Linked DNA regions of Homo sapiens: region 1 is linked to region 2. A link is a loop called in an ENCODE intact Hi-C map of the cell type or tissue named here. Cell type or tissue: endothelial cell of umbilical vein. All regions are shown on one strand. Each heading gives the region's core, and the rest is flanking DNA. Links, peaks and the distances in the headings are about the cores only. Region 1 overlaps SEMA3F (semaphorin 3F). Region 2 holds the start of MIR5193 (microRNA 5193).

What was found. Hi-C counts contacts between places; a loop is a spot of excess contacts. Peaks named below come from ENCODE experiments on the same cell type or tissue, not always from the same donor. Only the 100,000 strongest peaks of a DNase experiment are listed, where the experiment ranks them.
Region 1: it touches region 2 in a loop (4-fold over the local background); 1 of 110 quality-filtered maps calls a loop at or near these places.

The regions. Positions count from the first base shown.
Region 1 is chr3:50,169,116-50,172,011 of GRCh38, forward strand. The region is part of intron 2 of SEMA3F (semaphorin 3F); the gene reads left to right. Among named protein-coding and RNA genes, the nearest start is that of SEMA3F-AS1, 14 kb to the left of the region's middle. RefSeq lists a silencer at 623-833 and an enhancer at 1,249-2,222. In endothelial cell of umbilical vein, for the core only: no CTCF peak of the experiment used is centred there; a DNase peak (open chromatin) is centred at 1,776; H3K27ac peaks cover 2,500 bases.
Region 2 is chr3:49,804,793-49,807,688 of GRCh38, forward strand. It overlaps INKA1 (inka box actin regulator 1), which reads left to right. Exons shown (of 2, transcript NM_203370.2): 2 at 1-238. The coding sequence ends at 195. UBA7 (ubiquitin like modifier activating enzyme 7) reads right to left here. Exons shown (of 24, transcript NM_003335.3): 22 at 1,281-1,373; 23 at 1,105-1,205; 24 at 417-645. The coding sequence ends at 516. It overlaps MIR5193 (microRNA 5193), which reads right to left and starts at 1,453; the gene lies at 1,345-1,453. RefSeq lists enhancers at 1,424-1,718, 1,705-1,984, 2,614-2,896, 2,715-2,884. In endothelial cell of umbilical vein, for the core only: no CTCF peak of the experiment used is centred there; DNase peaks (open chromatin) are centred at 819 and 1,589; H3K4me3 peaks cover 962 bases; H3K27ac peaks cover 2,296 bases.

The DNA of each region.
Region 1 (2,896 bases), core at 279-2,778, 360 kb after region 2:
TTTTGCGGCAGCCCACACCTCACTGCACGCAGACCTGATGTCCTGGAGACCAGCAGCAAGGGGTAGGGGCTGCCCACTTGGGGTCTTCGGGTGAGGGCTGTGGACACGCCTCCTCAGTGCCTGTCCTCACCTGCCCGCACCTTTAAAGTAAGGTATCACCAGCTGCTTCCCAGATATGAGGGACCGGGGGCCCCCAGGACCCAGCCCCGTGTGCCTTGAGAAGGTCCTGCCTCTGGACCTGTGCCAGGCCGCTTTGGGCTGGGACCCCAAGTGCTTGATGGCCATGAGAGAGTCCTGGAGGCCAGGAATGGCTGCGGAAATGAGGTGTCTGATGCCAGAAAAGGCTCTTCCTTCCCGATGATGGGAAAATCCTTCCCGGATGTCACCCCTCCCAACCTGTGCCCAGCCTGGGTGAGAGTATGGGGGTGGGGAGCCCTTCCCAGGAGACAGCACCCAGGCACACCACCCTTCCTCCCCCTAAGGTCAAAGCTTATCTGGGCTGGAGTCCTGATCCCCACAGAACCCTTGATTGTGCCCAGCCCCTCCCTCAACATTGCCATGGCATTCGAGGAGGCATGGCGCTCCTGCTGCCAGAGCCGGGCGTGGGACAAGTGGAGCAGATGTGGGGATTGGCCTTAGGACATGACCAGGCTGGGTCTGCATCAGCCCTGGCCCCCACTGATGCCACCTCAGGTCCCAGGTTCCTTTGTTCCTTCTGTCCCAAGTCCCTGTCCCTTAAGGGAGCTGGGGCCTGGTAGGATCTGGCACCTGCTGATGGCAGGTTTTGGAGGAGGATACCCAGGGCTACTTGCCCACCCCCTGCTCTGACTCAGGCTGCTTGGAGGAGTGAAGGCTCCCAGTTCCTTTGCCTCATGGTGGAGTGGGGAGCAGGGGACAGGACACCCTGTGACCTGGGTTGAGTACCACTCTCCTTTGGGCCTCAGTCTTCCTGTCTGCAGCTGGGGGTGCAGGGCTGTCACAGGGCTCCTTGTTTCCCTTTTCACCTACAGTCTGGCATGAGTGGGGTCAGAAGTCCAGCTGTGGGTTGAGAAGGCTGGAACCTTACACCTTCTTTGCTCTGGGACCCGGGGAAGTTCCCACCCCTCTCCACCTTGGTTCCCCTCTGGTAGGCTGGGTTTGGATGAATGGTTTGGGATTTAGCTCTATTCCTGTGGGTTGGGGATGGGGTAAGGACACACTGGAGTTGGGAAGGCTGGAGCTGAGTCCACAGGTTGCCTCTTCCTGCCTTATAGCCCTCTCTGCTCCCCAATCTAGCACTAGGAAATGGAGTAGCTGGGGTGGGAATGGGGATGGATGCCCTACAAGAGATAGCGACACGTGGAAGCCTGCTTCCTTGGGGAAGGACTTGGGACCTCATTCCACTCTCCTTTCCCTGAAAGGCAGAGACACCCATGAAGGATGGGTTGGGGGAAGACCTGAGGAATGCCAGGCCGTGAGCCTCTCTCTGAGATCAGAACGGGGTCACTGATCCTCAGGGTCACTTTGAATATCAGTACCAGGAGGGCCTGAGAGATGGTCTAGACTAGAGAATGAGGCTCAGAGAGCGAGAGTGCCCCCAACTCAGGTCATGAAGCTCACCCAGAAACTCAAGCCATAGCCAAGGATCCCTGATCCTGGGTCCCACCCCTTCCCCACCATGCGCGACCTCCTGGGGCTCCCCCTCCCCCCACACTGTTTCCACAGTGACCAAAGCGTCACGTCCTGTGACACCAGAGCCATTGACGCCATATCCCGTGGCCACTGGGAGGGGTCCCGCAGGTCCTGAGTCATGTGCCCTGTCCACGGGGAGCGAGTCACCTTCCGGCCCTGGCCCTCCTGGCAGGCAGTCTCTACCACCAGGACTGGCTTCCCCTGGGCCTCCCCCTCCTTCAGCCATGGACCTAGGTGGGAATCCCACCCCCATGCACTCTGGCATGTCACATCCCTTCCCTGTGCCCTGTGCCCTTGGTATTGTGAGCACAGGGCTTTGTGCACAGCGGGTGTTCGATAACTGAGCAAGGGGCTCCCTCCACCCCCACCTCCACCCAGGGGCAGACTGGGGGCAGCAGGCAGAGAGGGTCGAGGCCAATCCTCTGCCCCTAAGCTGGGACTCAGTTTCCTCATCCTCTGAGTGTTCTCTACGGCCTTTCTCACAGAGGGAGCTGGAGTTTGGGAGTGCTGGGGCTTTGCAAGAGGGTAGGGGACTCGGACTTGGGCCTCGGGCTCTGGGAGTCTTGGTGCAGGGTTGATATTATAGAGGCCCAAGGCTGCGCAGGGTTGGAGCTTGGGGATTATGGCTGATTGGGTTCCTGGGGGCTTAATGGCTGAAGCTTCCCCTTACCCGGAGTGCCCGTGTCTGAAGGCGCCCACTTAAGCCTCTAGCCCCTCCCCCTGCCATTGCCCCCAAAGTGCCCCCTAGCCCAGGGGATGGGTAAGGGCATGACCGAGCCATGCCCCCAGCCAGGGTATAAATAACCCCTGGCGGGCTGTCCCAGCCTGGGGGGGCTCCACTGGCAGCCCCACTTCCTCTCTGGCCACTTCCCAGCCCTGGGGGTGGGGGAATGTTTACTTTCCTGTTGTCACTGTGGGTGAGCAGCCAGGCGGGTGAGCGGCCAGGCGGGGGACTCCGAGTGGCCCAACAACAGGTGCGGGACAGGTGCCTGGGCCGCCCTGCCCAGGACTTCAGAGGCGCCGCTGGACAGGCGGGTGAGGCCATCGCCAGGCAGGATCGGCCCTTTGATCCCTCGGCGTCCCTGCGTCCCAGCGGTTGGCCAAGGTCATCACCTGCATTCCCTTGTCACCGCATAGTCAGGGCCAGGCAGGGCAAGACCTTTCCTTACCCACTAGTTTCTCAGAGTGAGGTCCTGGGACCAGACATGGGCTCTGGGTCAGCTGG
Region 2 (2,896 bases), core at 230-2,729:
CAGTTCCTGCTTGGCCTCTCTGAGCAGCTTCGGCGCCGGCTGGCCAGGGCTCGGCGGACAGCTATGGCAGGAAAGCGGCTGTCATGCCCACCTCGCCCAGAACCTGAACTGCCTGCGGATGTCTCACGCTTTGCAGCTCTCATGAGCTGTCGTAGCCGCCAGCCCATCATCTGCAATGATGTCAGCTACCTCTGACCCTGCCCTCCAGCCTGGGACAATAAAAGCCTTTTTTCTAGACTGTCCTGGCTCCATACCCCTGAGGCACTAAGAGGCAGCCCCAGCCCTGTGAGGCACTGCCCAGGGAGACAAATCTTCTGAAGAGCTTTTTTTCTCTGTGTGAAGGTCCCTGTCATGCCCATGTCACACCCGTGTGCATTAGTGCACTGTTTTCTATCGTCCATCCTCTCTGCAATGCCTTCCTTTAACAAGCATTTATTGAGTGCCTACTGTGGGCTTACAATGCAGGGCTTGGGATCCGGGGCTCCATTGAGCTAGGTGACAGGGTGGCTGCCTTGTCACAGCTCATAGTGCAGAGGTGGGAAGGCAGTGTCCTCGTCGTCACCCTCACAGCTCAGCTCTAGCACCAACACCCGCTGCCCAGGAGCAGGTGCCTGGCCTGTCAGCTGCTGAACCAGTTCTGTCACCCTGGTAGGGGTGGGTTTAGGGGAGATTGGAGAGGTGAGCCATGGCAAGCAGAAGGCAGCCTGGCATGGACTAGAGAGGGTGCTGGCAGGCCGTCAGGAGCCCAAGCCAGGAGCAGGAGCTGCTCAAGACAGGAAACATCTGAAACTATTTTAGGAGCAGCTGATGAGGCAAGCAGGAGGCAGGAAGCTATGGGTCCCTTGGGAGTGGGCTGTGAAAGGGGGGCTGTGCAGCATGTGGGGAGCCCATGGGGCTGGCCAAATAGGCAGCTCCTGAAGACTCCTCCTCAGGCTCTCGGCCCTCACCCCACCTCCAGCCTGTTTGCTGGCTCCATTTGGGGAAAGAATGCTTGGGAAGGTGTGAGGGGCCCAGAATGGGGCTGGGAAGACAAAAGGCAGTGTGGTCCCTAGCCCCAGCCTCCAGGGACTGGTGGGGCCTGTCTAAAGCCCCAAGTGGGCTCACCTGAGGGGCAGGTGCTGGGCCTGCTTTTCAGGTGACCATCCGGCCGCATAGAGCAGGGCTGAGCCGTGCAGCAGGATCCTCACCCTCAACCCGTGCTGCTCCTAGAGGAGAAAGGTCAGACACCAGCTGGGCCGGGCTGGGCTGAGCCTGGGGGTTGGGGTAGCAACAGGGCACACCTGAAGATGAGCCAGCAGCGACTCCAGGGTCCTCTCAGGCTGCCCAGCTGGTACCTTCAGACGGTCCCAAGAGGTCCACTTCAGGTGATGGAACTGGGATGAGGTAGAGGAGGAGTCAGAGACTTCTTACCTCCCCCCAACCCCCATCCCAGTTACCAGCAGCCTTTCCTAGGGGAAGAGCTGGACTAGCAGGAAACAGGAGCCAGGGGGTGGGGGGTGGGGGGGAGGTGGGATCTGGGCCCAGAGTCTCAGCCCCCTCCCCGTCCAGGCCGGGGCCAGCACAGGAAATGGGGCTATGGGGCCCGCACAGGGAAACAGACGATCCATCACATGGGCCAGTTGTGAGAGTGGGGGATGAGGGGGTGGTGCTTCCTGAGGAAACCCAGAGCAGGGCCCCTGCAGCCTCTGATAAAGCTGCTTGTTCCTCAAAGACAAGGCTGGGAGCTGGGGGGCACATCCTGTCCCCCAATCTTGTATGTACTGCCAGTGCCTTGGGCTACTCATTGGGACACAGGGGCAAAGGGCACAGTGACCACCAGGGCCCCACTGTCCCAGAGACCCCAGCAGGGATACAATGCATAGAGGCTTCCTCCTCCTGTCCCTTCCTTCCTTCCAAGAGTCTTGGGGTTCTGGGACCTAGAGCTAAGGACAGAAGGATGGCTGGCAGGTATCTAGAGACCAGGACAGGGGGTGCTTATCAGCCCCTGAGAAAACACACTGGGGTCAAGCTGAGACTAGGCTAGAGGTGAGATGGGGGCTTCTCCTTCACCTGCTTCACTCTGTGGACAAAGGCAGCCTGTATGCTGGTTAGAGGCAGGGTGCCTCACAAAGGGGCTCTGTGTGCTAGTCCAGAGGGACCCCAGGCTGCTCAGCAGAAACCCAGTGCTGGCCCATGACCTCTGCCCTCTCCCCTCATGAGGGCATTCCTTCTACCCTCATCCTTGCCCCAAGGAAATGCCAACTGCAGAGCCTGGGCACAAGGCTGGAGGCATTCACAGCGCTGCAGTCACAGGAACACAAATGCCCACAAGCCCAGGAACACACACATGTGTGCCCACATGCATCTCCATGCATGCCCACATTGAGGACACAGGAAGATGGGAGCCCTGCACTCCCATCTGATGCACAGATGTGCAAACTTGCTCCTTCCATACCCACACTCCGGGGATGCCCAGACCCCAGTTGCACTCACAACTGTGACACAAATACACTCAGGGCTGCAGACCCCACACCTCTAGTGGCAAGCCTATTACCTTTTAACTCAGCTTGTAGGAGGTAGGCCAGGGCCCCCGTACCATGCAGGGGGAAGCTAGACTCTTTCTGGGGCTGATGCCCTGGTCCCCTCCCCACTACCTACCCCTCAGGGGTACTCCAAGGAAGGAGGGGACTGTGGGGGATGTCTGGCTCCACTAATGAGTTAAAGCTGCAGCTCCCCCAGATCCTGGGCTTTGGAGGATTGGGGGTGGGGATGGCTGACGGCTGCTTCCTGTGTCTGACAGGTCCCAGCCTGGCTTCATAGCAGGAAGAGGGCTGGAGGGAGTCTTCAGGACTTCTGCACAGTCTGAGTTTCAGTGAGAGCCGGCAGCTAGATTGGGGCCTGTATGGGCAGGTGCAGG